2 separate regions of the Mus musculus genome follow, and region 2 is linked to region 1. Evidence: chromatin loops called from intact Hi-C (ENCODE). Cell type or tissue: left cerebral cortex. All regions are shown on one strand. Links, peaks and the distances in the headings refer to the core of each region. The heading gives the core; the rest is flanking DNA.

Region 1 (7,921 bases), core at 1,404-6,403:
AAAACATAACACAGGCAAGCTTGCATTAGGATAAACCACAGAACAGAGAACAATCTATAGCTTTCCCATTCGAAAAGAACCAAGAAAGACAACAAATACCCTTCTCAATGCTAAAGACTATATAAGAAAAGAAATAAGGGTAGAAACTGAAGAAAAAGAAAACGATCCAGTGCGGTCCCACACCAGAACCCCAGCACTTCCGAGCAGAAGGATCTCAAATCCCAGGCAAGCCTTGAACACAGTGAGGTCCTGTCTCAAAAAGAGAAAACAAAACCAGACCAGGTGGGGCGGAGGGGGCTGGACGAGTGCTTACTTAACAGGAACAGCCCAAAGCCCAGCCCCAACCCCCGGCACCACAGACAACAAAATTCAGAGCTGAGAAATCCAGGGGGCTCAGCAGGTAAAGGCCCAAGCTAACAACCTGAGCCTGATACCAGAACCCACGGAGGAAATAACCTGCAAGCTGTCCTCTGACCTCCGCATGCAGACTGTGACGAGAGTGTGCATGTGCCACCCCCCACAAAAGAAATGTAATAAACAACTTCATTTAAAAAAAAAAATCAGAGCCGGTTGTAGTGGCACACGCCTTTAATCCCAGCACTTGGGAGGCAGAGGCAGGTGGATTTCTGAGTTTGAGGCCAGCCTGGTCTACAGAGTGAGTTCCAGGACAGCCAGGGCTATACAGAGAAACCCTGTCTCAAAAAACCAAAAAAAAAAAAAACAATACTGAAACAAGAAGTTAGCTTTTAAAAACAGATGAAGAAAATCTAAATGCTCTCTGAAACTAATCAAGAAAAAAAGTGTTAACGGTTACACAACTTGTGGCTCAGATGGTTCTGTTGCCTAAGAGCACTGGCTGCTCTTGCAGAGGACCCAGGTTCTGTTCCCAGCACCCACATGGCAGCTCAGAGGTCTGCAACTCCTGTTCCAAGGGACGGGATGACCTCCTCTCAAGAGAAGAGCATACATATGATAAAGGCATAGAATACCACAACTCCCCAAAACCAACCAACCAGCTAGGATCCTAATAAACCTGGTCACCACGAGAGTAGCTCAAGTTACTCAAGACAGCGGCGTCAAAGGTTCTGGACACTGCTCATACAGGTAACTTCTACAACCCAACCGTTAGTATTAATCTTTTCTAAAGTGAATCTCTTACAGCCAGTGCGCTTCTAACCTCTCAGGTTTTTGTAAGCCAGCCATCTGCCCGCTCTTACTTCTCCTTCCCCGACCCGTTCAAGCTTCTGATTTATCTCAGCACTCTCATCACCGTGGTTTACAGTTAGAACGCACAGTTCCTTCAACTTCCATGAGACACTGGCACTATGGTCATATCAGAGTCTCTCTGTTTTCTCTGCCTTGTTATTTCTCCGCTCTGCACCACCTTCTTGCGGAAGCATTTAAAAGGTAATAGAGCAGGAAGGGCAGCAGGCTAGACCAGGAATCCTCCTCCTACCATCTCAGACTCTTGTGTTTGGATGTGGGGAAGAGGGGAAAAGAGTATGGCGTACACTAAGGGACAAACCTAGTACCTCCCACACATGCAGAGCAGGCGCCCTGCCACTGAGTTACATCCCCAGCCTACCTCCCAGTCACTACCTGAAAGATGAGAGGACTGAGCTAGGTAAACTTACAACGTGCTCCCTTATCCTCTAAGCTTCTCATTTCAAGGACTCCGACTTTCCCATCTTAAATCATTTAACATCATCCAAACAGTTCCCTCAGTTTCTCACTCCAATTAGCCATGGAGGTGTGGGGAGACCCCATGTGTGGCAGGTGGGAAACACAAAACAAGTCAGGAAACTCAGCATTACAGAAAGGCACACTGTTTTTGTACGTCATCTACAACAACAACAAAACCATCAATAAGTAGCCAGACATCCAAAGCCACCAAAGCCAAGAAAAACGCCAAACCCTCATGGCTACCTTTAATATCCCTGTGGAGTCTCAAGAGACATCAAGATGTAGAAAACACCTTTGGCAGATGTGGAGGTCATCCAACCCTCATTTCTGCCAGACAGCAAGGGAATTCTGAGCCACGCTTGGGATACTGTCTCTAACATGCCTTACTTCAGTTGTACTGTGTAAGCTAGGCATCATTCAGATATTCTGTAGCTAGTGAATTGATACCCACAACTAAAAGCCCATAAATACTACTGATGCTGGCACATCCCAGGGAATCAGAGACCCCCCAGGCTCCGGGCACTCCCTGGCTGATACCATGAGAAGGAAAGCAGAGAGCTGAGGTGGGAGCCAAGACCTAATGACATGCTCAAGCTCCCACGATCCTACCAACAGGCTCCTGAGAGAAACAAGGTGGGTTAGCCTGATCCACGCCATCTTTCTCCCACCCAGGCAATAACAGGATATGGATAAAAAGCCATTTCCTGCTCTCATGTAAGGGCTCCAGAAAGCACTATCCTTTCTCACACAGCCTTCCGAATCAGGGCTTCTTGACTCCCGACTGATTACGGACAGGAGAGGAGTAAGTCAACAGAAAGAAAAGGACATGAGACAGTATTTACAGTCCTCAGGCCAAGCTAATCTTGGTTTCCTAAGGTCCGGTTCCTGGCTTACCAAGGCGGCCCAAGCGGGGTGGTTGCCTGCCAGCACTAGTAGACTCAGGGGTCCACCCTAGATTTCTAGAATTAATTTCTGGGAGCCGTGCTAGCGACCTGCAAAACGCGTTTGAGAACTGCTACTTTAAGATTTTGTTTTTGTTCCTCTGGAGTGGGGTTGACGTTCTAATTCAAGGTTCGTCACAACTAATATTATTCCAACATTCTGTTTGGGAGATCATTTAAAAAGAAATCTCAAATTTCTAGGTAAACAATTGTCTATCAGCAAACAGACACCGTGAAAGAGCTTGGTTGGTCAGAGTTCCTGGCCTGTCTGTTAGTTCGTTTGCTGAATTCTCACTTAAAAGATTAGATTTACTTCTAAATAGTAAATCAGCCCAATCCAGGAATGTTCAGAAAGAATGACAAATTCCCACAAAGGGGAGGAGGTGTCCTCATGGCGCAAGCCTGACGACACTGTCTGCTATAAAAAGTTCTTATATGCAAGAAAAAAATCTCCCAGTTCTGCACTAAGCATGGGATGACAACAGAGGGGCGACAGGACCGACAGAAGATTCCAGAGGTTCTGGGAAAGCGCGACCAACCTTCCCCAGCCTGGGCTACCGGTGGCCCTGCGTGGTTGGTCGGCAGCCTCGCCCGGCTTCTCCTTTCTCCCCAGGCCGGGGAGGAGCCCGCACGGGGCCTCTCAGGCCGCAGCGTCGCGCCCGCCGCCATCATCAGCCCGCGCCATCACCTGCCCGCTCGCCCGCCCACCCTGTCACTCGGCACTCACCGGCCGCTTGCTGCCGCGCTCTCCGACACCGAGCCCCGAAGCCACCTCCAAGCTCCGGCCACCGCGCGCCCCCGCCCTGGCCGCGGATCCCCGGTTGAGTCACCCGGCCCTTCAAAACAAGAGCCCCGCCCACCGCGGGGCATGCCGGGAAGGCCGCGCGGCTCGCCCCGCCCCCGCCGCGGACTCCGCCATAGGCCGGGGCCTCGCCTGCCTGCCCGGCCGGCCGGGAACTGGGGCTCTTCGCCAGGGCGGCCCAGTAACGCGCGCCGCCGCCGCTTGCGCTCCATCACCCAAGGGGCTCAGACAGGAAAGCGAGCTGCAGGCTCGAAGGTGAAAGAGGCTGGGTCGCCCCGGAACGCGTGATGCTCACGGAAAGATGAGCCTATCGCCTTTGTGTGGCGGATGGATATGAACTGCAGCCCAAAGACAGAAAAACATCAACAACAACAAAACAAGATAAAAGAGAAAACAAAAACTTCCCCCCAACTCTTGAGTTTCACGGAACAATCTGCGATAGCAAACAAGATTCTACAGGTTTCATGTTACCTGGAAGCAAACTATTAGAAAGCTGGTTGCCTTGCTTCCTGTGAACCGCACAAGGGAACCTGAGAGGAGGAACCTGGCTCCATCTCTCAGGGTCACGGGGACTTGTGGCTTTTGTACTTAAGAAAGTTATCAGACCAGTTGATTACACCATCACAATGATTGCACAGACTTCTAGTTTTGGGTGTTTCGTTCTATTGGGGGTTTGCTTGTTTTAACCTTTATTTCCCTTCTCCCTCCTCCCTGGCTCTCCACTCTTAATACATGGGGTGTTCTTTGTTTTTTGAGACAGTCTCCTTTATCCCAGTATGGCCTTGCACCTCTGATCCGACCTTCACCATGTGAGTGATGGATAGGGTTACAGACAAGCCCTACCGTAGCCGAATTATGAAGGGCTCTGGTGTAACCCAGGGCTTCATGCACCCTAGGCCATTATTCTACCAGTTGAGCTACGTCTCCAGGTCCGAGTTCATTTTATTGAGATGTGACGCCGCAGCCCATGTTGAATTTGCTGTGTAGCCAAGGATGGCTTTGGACTCCTCATCCTCCTGTCCCTGTCTCCCAAGTGCTGACATTATTCTACTTTAAAACTGCTGCTGAGCACTAAATAAACTAATAAAACCACGCAAAAAAATATAGGGAATACCTGTGTGCACAGCATTAATCCTAGCACTTGGGAGGTAGAGGCAGGAGGATCAGGAAATCGAGGTCCCCCTTATTTGGCTTATGTTGCTTCTGGGGGGGGGAGGGGAGGAGGGGGACGGGTCTACCTTGCCCAGTTTCCCCCATACCACCTGTCACTAAGGGAAGTCAGGGAATCCAGTCAGGAAACTGGGTCTACAAAGTGAATTCCAGAACAGCCAGGGCTACACAGAGGAAACCATGTCTCAAAACAAACCAAATACGACCACCAACACAGTAATGTCACAAAAAAGCCAACACAGTAATGAGATCATGTGCTGGCATCTCTGGGCCTTGGAACTACAGAGAACATACCCACTGATTAAAATTTCATTCCAAAAGTTTCCTCTTCTAATCCTGTGCCCCTGTGCAGTCTCCATACCCACGGTGGAACTACTGCCTTTCTTGTTCTGAATACAGGACAATCAACTTCCTCTTTCTTTCATTTCCAAGCTCCCCTCACCCATCCTGAGCCAACACTTAATACTTGTTATCCATCGCCCAGAGGGGATCCAAGATAGCACATACTTAACTAATAGTGAAGAGTAAAAGGGTTGTCTTTTGATTAAATATCATTAAATCAGACATGACACCGATTTTGGATGAATATCAATTATAGGAGGCATATGAGAAATGTGTATTAATGTCGACTTTTGTCACTTTAATTTAACTGTATCCTCAGTCAGGCTGAGTTCTGAGTTCCAGGCCTGCCTGGTCTACAGAGTGAGTTCCAGGACAGCCAGGGCTACACAGAGAAACCCGGTCTTGAAAAACAAAGAAACAAATTTAAGTGTATCCTCAAATATCTGAACTAGGTTCATCATCTGAGACTGTAACCCTTCCTAAAGACAGATTGGCAGGCCTGGAACTTTCATTGTTCATAATGGCTAATTTGAAAAGTAGCACAAGTCCATTCAATTAATGGGGTTAGTACATTTCCTAAAATATTGCACCTGCTGCTGGTAAATACTATAGAACACTGAGATTTCTTCATGATGTTTTACAGCCCTTAAAACTTCTCACCAACCAAGGACGGAAGGTTTAATCATGCAGATTTACACATAAGGAAAACAAGACATAAATAAGTAGTGTTCAAGGCTATTACACTACTGGGCAGTGTTTATAGGATGCACAGGCAGGTCACCTGACCCCAGCTCAATACCCTTGCTTCCTGGGGAACTCCTCTACAATCCTAATAAGTAGAGACTTCTCTTGTTAGTTAGAGAGAAAGAGAGAGTCTCACTCTATAACTTGGCTGGCTTGGAACTTAACTTTGTAGCTTATGCTGGATTCATACCTGTGGCAATCCTCCTGCCTCAAGCCCCTGATTACTAAATTTACACACGTTCACCACTATGCTCAGCCGGTAAAGTGCACACTGCTCAATCATGGGAACCTGGGTTTGGATCTGTACAGAGCCAGGTGCGTCGATCAGCATATGCTGTGCCCTAGCTCTAGAGATGAGAAGACCCCTGGGGCTTGCTGGCCACATAGTCTGGTTAGGTTACTTAAAGAGAGAAATAAATGCAATAAGAAGAAAACCAAGGGCTGGTGAGATGGCTCAGTGGGTAAGAGCACACGACTGCTCTTCCGAAGGTCCAGAGTTCAAATCCCAGCAACCACATGGTGGCTCACAACCATCCGTAACAAGATCTGACTCCCTCTTCTGGTGTGTCTGAAGACAGCTACAGTGTACTTACATATAATAATAAATAAATCTTTAAAAAAAAAAAGAAAAAAGAAAACCAAGTTGCCAGGTTGGTGGTGGCACACACTTTTAATACAAGCATGCAGGAGGCAGAGGTAGGCAGATTTCTGTGAGTTCAAGGTTAGCCTGGTCTACACAGAGAAAATCTGTCTTGAGAAAGAGAAAGAAAAGAAACGTTAAGGCCGGTGAGATGCCTTGGCTGAAGACACTTGCTACAAAGCCATGTATCTAGGGTTCAGTCCTTGGGACCCTCATGATGGAAAGAGAAATCCAGTTTTAGACTTGCTCTCTGACCTCCTACAATGAACACACACAGAGTAAATAAATGTAAATTTAAAAATTGAAAGAGGGGGCCGGAGAGATGGCTCAGCGGTTAAGAGCACTGACTGCTCTTCCAGAGGTCCTGAGTTCAATTCCCAGCAACCACATGGTGGCTCACAGCCATCTGTAATGGGATCTGATGCCCTCTTCTGGTGTGTCTAAAGACAGCTACAGTGTACTCACATACATAAAATAAATAAATCTTCAAAAAAAGAAAAAGAAAAACACTCATTCAAAAGATACTACATAGTGCATACACATTTTTAAAATCTAATACTTTATTCATTATTATCCATGTGGGTGGGTTGTGTTTTAAGGCAGGGATATGGTGTGCCACGGCTTGGATATGAATGTCAGATGACAGCTTGCAGAAGTTGATTCATTCTCTCCTTCCACCATGGGTTCCAAGGATCAAATATCATCAGCCTTGCTCAGCAAGCACCCGACACTCTGCAGCATTCGGCTGGCCCCGTTCCCAGTGATGTTATTCTATTTGGATATTCTGTCCTTTCAGAAAAGTGGGTGGGGATTTAGGTGTGTTTGGCAGGCAAGATAGAATAACAAAGTATAATAAGATCAGTCTCACCTGTAATCCCAGCATGAAACAGGCTAAGGCAGGAATTAAAACAGGTTCAGGACCAGCCTAGGCTACAGGATGAAATTCTGTTTCAAAAGATAAATGAAGCCAGCAGTGGTGATGTGCAATGGTAATCCCAGAACTCAGGAGACAGAGGCATGTGGATCTCTGAGTTCAATGGCTAGCTCAGTCTATATGGCAAATGCCAGGAGAGTATTGACTACACAGTGAGACCCTGTCAAGAGAGAGTGAGAGCAAGGGAGAGAGCTGGAGAGATAGTTGAGCAATCATGAGCTGACTGCTCTTACAGAGGACCGAGGTAGAAATCCACAGATGGTCCCTTGGAGCATCCAGAATCAAGCTAAAATCTGCAAGCCAGAGTCCTGTAGGGAGTAGAAGGGGGAAGCCAGAAAAATGGGAACAAGATGGTAATGCGGGCTGCCTGCAGGAACAGAAGCCTCTCTCTCTCCTTACCCTGGTTGCTAGTTCACAGACACACTGGAGTCCCAGGCCATGTGTGTGTCACCTACAATGGTTCATGTCTGTGAATACACAGCTCTTATTCTCTCTCTCTCAAAAAATTCTTTTAGATTTATTTATCTTATATATAATATACACTATTGCTATTTCAGACACACCAGAAAAGGACAACCGATTCCATTACAGATGGTTGTGAGTCACCATGTGGTTGCTGGGAATTGAATTCATGATCTCTGGAAGAGCCGTCAGTGCTCTTAACC
Region 2 (7,921 bases), core at 1,161-6,160, 80 kb before region 1:
CACATGCCTTTAATCCCAGCACTTGGGAGGCAGAGGCAGGCAGATTTCTGATTTAGAGGCCAGCCTGGTCTACAGAGTGAGTTCCAAGACAGCCAGGACTACACAGAGAAACCCTGTCTCAAAAAAACAAAAACAAAAACCAGGCTTGGAAATATAATGGTTTATCTAGAATGCACTGTTACTGAATCTAGCCTAGCACATTTAATCTCTATTAAAAAAAAAGCCAGAAGAAAAAGCAAAAACTAAGACTACTCTTAATGTCTTTTGTCCCTCATCCTATTCTTTTCACTCATAATCAACCCTCAGGAAACCAACAAATTTTTAAAGAGCCAACAGGCATGCAAACTGATTTTGAGGTTTGCCTACATAAAAATCTCAGGCCAGGCTGTGTGGTAACATGTCTTTAATATCCTCACTCATGCAGTTCTGAGTTTGAGGGTTACAGAGAAACCTGTCTCAAAACAAGGCAGGTGGATCTGAGTCAGATCTCAGCCAACTCTCATTTTCTGTGCCAGCAAGGGCTAAGGGCTACATAGCCAGACCTTTAAAAAAACAAAAACAAAACTGCCCTGGAACTGTGTAAAACACAGAAGGATCAATTATCACTTCTTTTATTTATTTATTTATTTATTTATTTATTTATTTATTTATTTATTGGGTTTTTCGAGACAGGGCTTATCACTTCTTTTAAAGACAGGGTCTCAAGTATCCCAGGCTGACCTTGAATATCTGTGCAAGGCTCCACAAACCCTGTATATGAGGCTTAAACTCTGTTTAACTTCAAATTAAATTTAACCAGAGTGCTGAGTGGTGGCCTACATCTGTACTTTTAGTTCTTACAATTCACAGGTGGAGGCAGGAGTTGAAGACCAGCTTCTGCTACTGAGGCATCAAACTATTTTTTGTTTTGTTTTCCGAGACAGGACTTCTCTGTATAGCCCTGGCTGTCCTCGAACTCAGAAATCCGCCTGCCTCTGCCTCCCAAGTGCTGGGACTTTTGCTGGGATGCAAAACCTTACATTCCAAGTTTCCTTAGGAGAGATGTAGAAGAATAAAGGCATAGGGAACCATGTCCACCTGAGTTCAGCTACGGGACACACATTGTAGAAAAACTACAAATTATCTTCTGACCTTTATTGTGGTGCACACACCATCCCACAAACACAAAATAAACTAAGGCTTCCTTCCTTGGGCAGAACCTGTATTTCTAGTTTTTAAAAGTAATTAATTAAGATCACAAGTTTGGGGCTGGAGAGATGGCTCGGCGGTTATGGTTAAGAGCACCGACTGCTCTTCCAAAGGTCCTGAGTTCAATTCCCAACAACCACATGGTGGCTCACAACCATCCATAACAAGATCTGACTCTCTCTTCTGGAGTGTCTAAGACAGCAACAGTGTATTTACATAGAATAAATAAATAATCTTAAAAAAAAAATCACAAGTTTGAGGCCAGGCAGGGCTACAGTTAAAGTCCTGTCGCAATCAAATACTTCCAAGATACACTGCCACAAAAATTTCCTTTACTGTCTTAACACTAATACCACTTTTTTCTAAACACTTCTCTAATAAGCAGTTAAAATTCTCCAAGCAGCCAAACCATGTGCTATTGTTCTAAGAAAAGTGTCTCACTGTAGATAGGCCAGGCTAGCCTGGCTCTCAAGGACTAAGACAACTGTGAGTCACCACACCTGGCTCCATTTGTTTTCCAAGCATATATTCAAGTCTCAATGTGGTTCAGTGGTGGGGAGCTTGTCTAGCATGCAACTGAAACTTAATCCCCAGAACTACAGACACAATGAAAAACATGTCAAAGCCTCACTACAGCACTGCTCTCAATAGTGAAAGCTGTGCCAATCTAAATGACTACCAGGAGATGGAGATCTAGAATGTGACACAGTATTCAGGAATATACTGTCTACTACTAAGTTTAAAAGTCTTGAAAACATTCTAAAACCAGAAAAGGCCATTACAATTCCCTACATGTGAAATGCTTGAAATGGAAAATCCAGACACTTAAAAGAAATCCCAAGGAGAGGCAGGGAATTCTGAGAAGGCCGGCACTACAGAAAAAGGAATGCAGAAGTTGAAGCATAACTTACCCTGTCTCAAAAACTAAGTGCATCAGGAAGGTGGTGTGCGCACGCACACACACACACCTTTGATCCCAGCACTCTGAAGGAGGAGGGAAATGATGAGTTGGAGACCAGATCTAAAAAAGTTGAGTAAACCAAGACAGCCAGCCTGATTTACAGCAAGAACTGTCTCAGGAACAAACAAAAATAAATATCTTGGAACCACACAAAGGTTCCACAACAAAACTATCATAGCTAGGAAGGCAAGCATGCTTGTGGCTCAACAGGCTAGAGGAATGACAGTTATGAAGTTTGCTAGTGACCCCCCGTCTTTTAGTAAAAAGTGCATAAAAGTAAATGTTGAGGTCTGCTAGGCATGTAGTGGCCTGCACCGTGCACCCTAAACTCCTGCGTAAAAGAATCTTTACTAAAAGGACATACAACATACAACCTTGAGGACATACACTCAGTAAGTCTTCAACTTCACACTTCCGAAATGAAAACCCTACTTAATAAGCCATTTAAGTGTCTTCCCTACTATACACCATAATGTTCAAACCGACTATTATCAAACTAAAAAATTTAACCCTATTTTGCCGTGACCCCACCCTGTGCCCAAGACTCAGTTGAGCGACCAAGCCATTCCGCGAAAATTAAAAAAACAAACAAAAAGACAAATGAAACTCATCCATCCCCGGTTTTCACACCTGTTAAAAGCAAATAGGTCAAAGAAAAACCCAACTCAAAGTGAACTATGATTTACATTAAGAAACGCAGCCTCATTAGAAAAGATTTTTAAAGCAAACACCAAGTCGGCATAAAAAAAAGATGAGACTGTAGGGGCTCAGTAAATACGAAAAGACCTGTCTTAAAAAATATATACAAAGTCCTCAAGACACTATACCAAGAAAACCAGGAGCAAGGAAGAAAAAGGCGCCATCAAACTAAAGGCCGCGACGTGGAGAATTCATTTAGAGATCTACCCCACACACACACACACACACACACACACACACACACACGCCGGCCACACCCCAGCCTGGAGCAATCCCTCTCCGAGCCTTCCTCCAAAGGACAAAAGATTAAGTCCGGGATTTACAGACTTGGAAGCATCTTCAACATTGCCCGGGGCCCCAGCCGCCGCCCGGGACCGAAAGTCACAAAATGGCGGCGGCGCCCCTTTGTCTCAATCTGGTGCCGCCATTGCGCCCGGCCCCACCTCGAGTCTGCGGAACTCCACCTCCCTCCCTCCACCTCCCTCCCTCCGTTCGCCGGTCCCTTACCGAGATCCTGGGTTCAAAAGGCCCAAGCTCAAATCCTAACGCTCCGACAGGCCCACCCGCTTCCCTCTGGTTCTGCTCCTACAGATTCTCGGTCTCGCGGCGTCACGAAATGGCGGACCACCACCGTCCCCTCGCCCTATTTATAGCACCCTGCTCTGCCACATGACCTGACCAGATCACCCAATCAGAGGCGGCGCAGGCTGTGACGTAAGCGCTACAAACGCTGCGAGAAACCGCGGTTACTGGGAGCGCGCGCCGGCCGTTCCGTCAGGTGGGTGGGGTACGCGCGGTGGCGCGAGCTCGTCGCCGCGTGCCGGCTTGTCCCGCAGATGCGGCGCTCGGCCCGGCCATCCCCGCGAGCCGCGCAGACGCCCCCTCTCCTCCACTTCCGCCTAGGCTGCAGCCGAATAAAGCTGTCCAGACTCTGCCGCCATTAATCCCGGGCGATGGCGGCTGCAGCCGCGGGCTCGGGTCAGAGTGAAACATGGACGCTTGCTTCCTCGTTGTGGGGCATCCATCGCAGACTAAGGAGCCTTATAGTCGCTCTCAAGGTCACCGAGCTTGGGCGACTTAACTGGTACCCCACGGTGCCCGGTCTGCGCCCCGATGCAGGGTAGAGCCTGCAAAGTTTGCTCAACTTTCGCTTTCCCGCCTCGCCCAAACCGCGCGCGCGGCAAATGCGACTTGATGAGGCTGCATGAAAAAACAAAAAAAAAAACAAGACAAACGGTCACAGGGCTCACTTTCCCAGGAGGAGAGCAAGGTTTTGCATAGGTTGCCTTTACGCTCTGAGCACGCAGCTCCGCCATGCAGATGCTAGGAGGGGCACCTGCGGCCTTTGTAAGGGCTTTGCTCTGGCTGCCAGACCTGTGGGTCTCCCTGGGCCTCTACACACAGACCCCAGGATAGCTGAATACCCTCGTTTGACAAGCCACATCGTTTGCCTCCAGCTCCCAGACGTATCCTCGGCCTGGCCCCCCTCAGGCTACTCTGATTTATTGGGGAGACTTAGTTGTTTCTGCTTCCAAGAAAGGTCAAAATATTAACCAGTTTTTCAGACACAACTCTAATGCTTTTGTTCCCCTAAGGGAGTTGTGGTGCAGGCTACAGTTGTTAAACCTGTTTTTGTTGTGACCTTCAGAAGATTCTAGCAAAACTTCATTTCCTTCTAGATCTTTTTTTTTCTTTCTGGGTTAGACATGCCTAGTATAGTAGTAATGGGGCTCATTTGAACGTCCTTTTGTCTTTTTCCTCTCCTCCCTGCCTCATAATCTCAGCTCTTGGCCCAAGGGAACAGGAGTCGAACTTTATGTTCATACATTTAGTGAGTTCTAGGCCAGAAAGAACTTCTTGAGATACTTTCTGAAAAACAACAAAAAATCTGATGTATCTAAATGACTTGTGATATTCTCTGTTCCAAAATTTTTTGGTTTGTAAAACAAACAAGTAATGACTACCAGGCTGGTGAGATGGCTCAGTGGGTAAGAGCACCCGACTGCTCTTCCGAAGGTCAGGAGTTCAAATCCCAGCAACCACGTGGTGGCTCACAACCATCCGTAACGAGATCAGACTGGAGTGTCTGAGGACAGCTACAGTGTACTTACATATAATAAATAAATAAATAAATCTTTAAAAAAAAAAAAAAAGTAATGACTACCTTTAATCCCAGCACTTGGGAGGCAGAAAGCAGGTGTCTGGTCTACATAGTTCCAGGACAGCCAGAGCTACATAGAGAGACCCTGTCTCAAAAAAAAAAAAAAGTAAATAAAAATTAAAATTTCACCAGGCGTGGTGGTGGCGCACACCTTTAGTCCCAGCACTTGGGAAAGAGACGGGCAGATTTCTGAGTTTGAGGCCAGCCTGGTCTACAAAGTGAGTTCCAGGACAGCTGGGACTATACAGAGAAGCCCTGTCTCGAAAAAAAACAAAAGAAAAAAGAAAAAAAATAGATTTATTTATTTTATATATGTGAGTACACTGTAGCTGTCTTCAGCAACACCAGAAGAGGGCATCAGATCCCATTACAGATGGTTGTGAGCCACCATGTGGTTGCTTGGAATTGAACTCAGGACTACTTGAAGAGCACTGAGTGCTCTTAACTAGCTGAGCCATCTCTCCAGCCCTTGGTCTCGGTTCTTGAGGAGCAGAGGAACTGAGTCACACTCTAGCACACAAGGAAGGCCCCACCCCCATCGCCACTACAACCCCATCCCTCACCACTCCATACCCAGCCCTTCCTGTCCCATCTCCTCATGGTGACTTCTTTCCCACTACACCAGAGAAGTGTGAGGGCCTGAGAGCCCTCAGGTGGTACAGTTAGGCCTCAAGCTGTCCACCCAGGACACAGGTAGAGTAGGCTAAGGAATTGATCTAGGCTGCACTGTCTTAGTCAATAACCAGTAAGTACCTGTAGCTGTTTGGTCTCAGTAAGTTGTTCTGTAAATGTAAAGTAAACAAACAAACAAACAAAAGAGAAAATACTGGATTTTTGAAGGCACCCCCCAAAAAAAAAAAAAAAAAAAAGATGTCTTAAATCATTTTCCCATTGACTTCTTTTTGGACCTTTGGGAGATGTTTTGTTGTTGTTATTGTTGGGGTTTTCAACTTTTTTTTTTTTCCGAAACAGGGTTTCTCCGCATAGCCCTGGTTGTCCTGGAACTCACTTTGTAGACCAGGCTGGCCTCGAACTCAGAAATCCGCCTGCCTCTGCCTCCCGAGTGCTGGGATTAAAGGCGTGCACCACCACGCTTGGCTCAACTTAATTTTATTTGAGACAAAATAAATTTATTTTGAGTGGTACATGCCTTTGATTCCAGCACTTAGAAGGCAATTTAACTTAATTTAATTTTGAGGCAGAATCTCACTACCCTGACTGTCCTGGAACTCACTCTGTAGACCAGGCTAGCCTCACTCAGAGATCCACCTGCCTTTGCCTCTCTGCCTCTCTCTGCCTCTCTCTCTCTGCCTCTCTCTCTGCCTCTCTCTGCCTCTCTCTCTCTGCCTCTCTCTCTGCCTCTCTCTCTCTCTGCCTCTCTCTCTGCCTCTCTCTTTCTGCCTCTCTGCCTCTCTGCCTCTGCCTCTGCAGTGCTGGGATTAAGGACTTTTACCACGATGCCTAGCTTTGGTTTGGTTTGGTTTGGTTTGGTTTCTTGTTTTGGGAAATATGCTCTCACAATATAGTCAGTCTGGGTTAAATGAGACCTTGTCTCAAAATGTACAAAAACAAAAAAAACAAAAAACAAAAAACTGGAAATGGATAGACTATTTCAATGTTAGGCCTGTGGGTTCAAAAAGCAGGAGAACCTGGGCCAAGGGCTTCACCCTTTCCCTAGCTCCCAAGATGTGCTGACACCCTCTGAAGAATCTTCCTACCCTAGCAGGTAGCAAGGTTAACAGAGGATTCCACAGAACCGTTTGAGAATCCTGCATGCCTGGAGGACAGGAAGCTGGACCGTAGCTCCCAGCTAGCCAGCCACCAGGGTGCAATTTCCCAGGTTTGCTGGGCTTATTTGTCTGTGCAACATGTGTGCTTGGTGCATGTTGAAGCCAGAGGAGGGTATTGGAGCTCCTGGAGGTTACAGACAGTTGTGAGCTACCATGTTGGTGATGGGAATTGAACTTGGGTCCTCTGGAAGAGCAGCCAGTACTCTTAACTACAAAGCCAGCTCTCCAGCACCTGACTTTTTTTTTTTTTTTTTTTTTTTAATTTGGGGTTGGGGGTGGTATGCGGTTGAGGCAGGCACCTACTGCACAGCCCAAGCTAGTTAGAACTTGAAACACCTCTTGCCTCAGCTCTGAAGGGCCAAGGTGAACAGTCACCTGCTTTTTTTTTTTTTTGAATTTCCATTTTTTATTTTATGTGCGTAGGTGTTTTGCCTGCCTGTATACTTATGTACTATGTGGTGTCTAGTGCCTGTGGAGGCCAGAAGGGGTCATCAGATCCTCTGGAACTGGAGTTACAGAAAGTTATGAACCCCTATATGGTGCTGGGAATTGAACCCAGGTATTCTACTAAAGCAGCCAGTGCTCTTCATCACTGAGCCATGTCTTTATTTGTATTTGTGTGTGTGTGTGTGTGTGTGTGTGTGTGTGTGCACGCGTGTGCATGTGTGTAACAAAGTTGGGATTTATGGAGCTGGAGAGATAGCTCAAAGATTAAGAGCACTGACTGCTCTTCCAGAGGACCTGAGTTTGGTTCCCAGCACCCACATCAGGTGGCTCACAATTACCTGTAACTCTAGGGTCTAGGGAACAATGCTCCTGGGATCCAGTGTCCTTTCTGGCCTCTGTGGACACCTAAACATATGTGGCAGACACAGGGTGTCTCTGTGTAGCCCTGGCTGTCTGTCCTAGAACTCACTCTGTAGACCAGGCTGGCTTCAAACTCACAGATCCATGTGCCTCTGGCTCCTAAATGCTAGGATTAAAGGCATGAGCAACCCTGGCTCAGCTGCTATCTTGTCTTAACAATGGGAAATAACATAGGTTCCTATTGCAGAAGTAGAGACTGTAAATACCTTAAATATGACTTCACCTCTTCATTTGAAATTATTCTGAGGTTTCCAG

Evidence for each region. A loop is a pair of places that touch in the nucleus more often than their neighbours do. Peaks named below come from ENCODE experiments on the same cell type or tissue, not always from the same donor. Only the 100,000 strongest peaks of a DNase experiment are listed, where the experiment ranks them.
Region 2: it touches region 1 in a loop (4-fold over the local background); 1 of 42 quality-filtered maps calls a loop at or near these places.

What each region holds. Positions count from the first base shown.
Region 1 is chr17:28,948,000-28,955,920 of GRCm38, reverse strand. It overlaps Kctd20 (potassium channel tetramerisation domain containing 20), which reads right to left and starts at 3,485. Exons shown (of 8, transcript NM_001356300.1): 1 at 3,352-3,485. In left cerebral cortex, for the core only: a CTCF peak has its summit at 3,762; DNase peaks (open chromatin) are centred at 2,378 and 3,408; H3K4me3 peaks cover 2,519 bases; H3K27ac peaks cover 2,116 bases.
Region 2 is chr17:29,028,221-29,036,141 of GRCm38, reverse strand. It overlaps Srsf3 (serine and arginine-rich splicing factor 3), which reads right to left and starts at 3,482. Exons shown (of 6, transcript NM_013663.5): 1 at 3,356-3,482. It overlaps Gm16196 (a long non-coding RNA gene), which reads left to right and starts at 3,519. Exons shown (of 3, transcript XR_876716.2): 1 at 3,519-3,626. In left cerebral cortex, for the core only: a CTCF peak has its summit at 5,319 (motif pointing right); DNase peaks (open chromatin) are centred at 1,697 and 3,560; H3K4me3 peaks cover 3,268 bases; H3K27ac peaks cover 2,070 bases.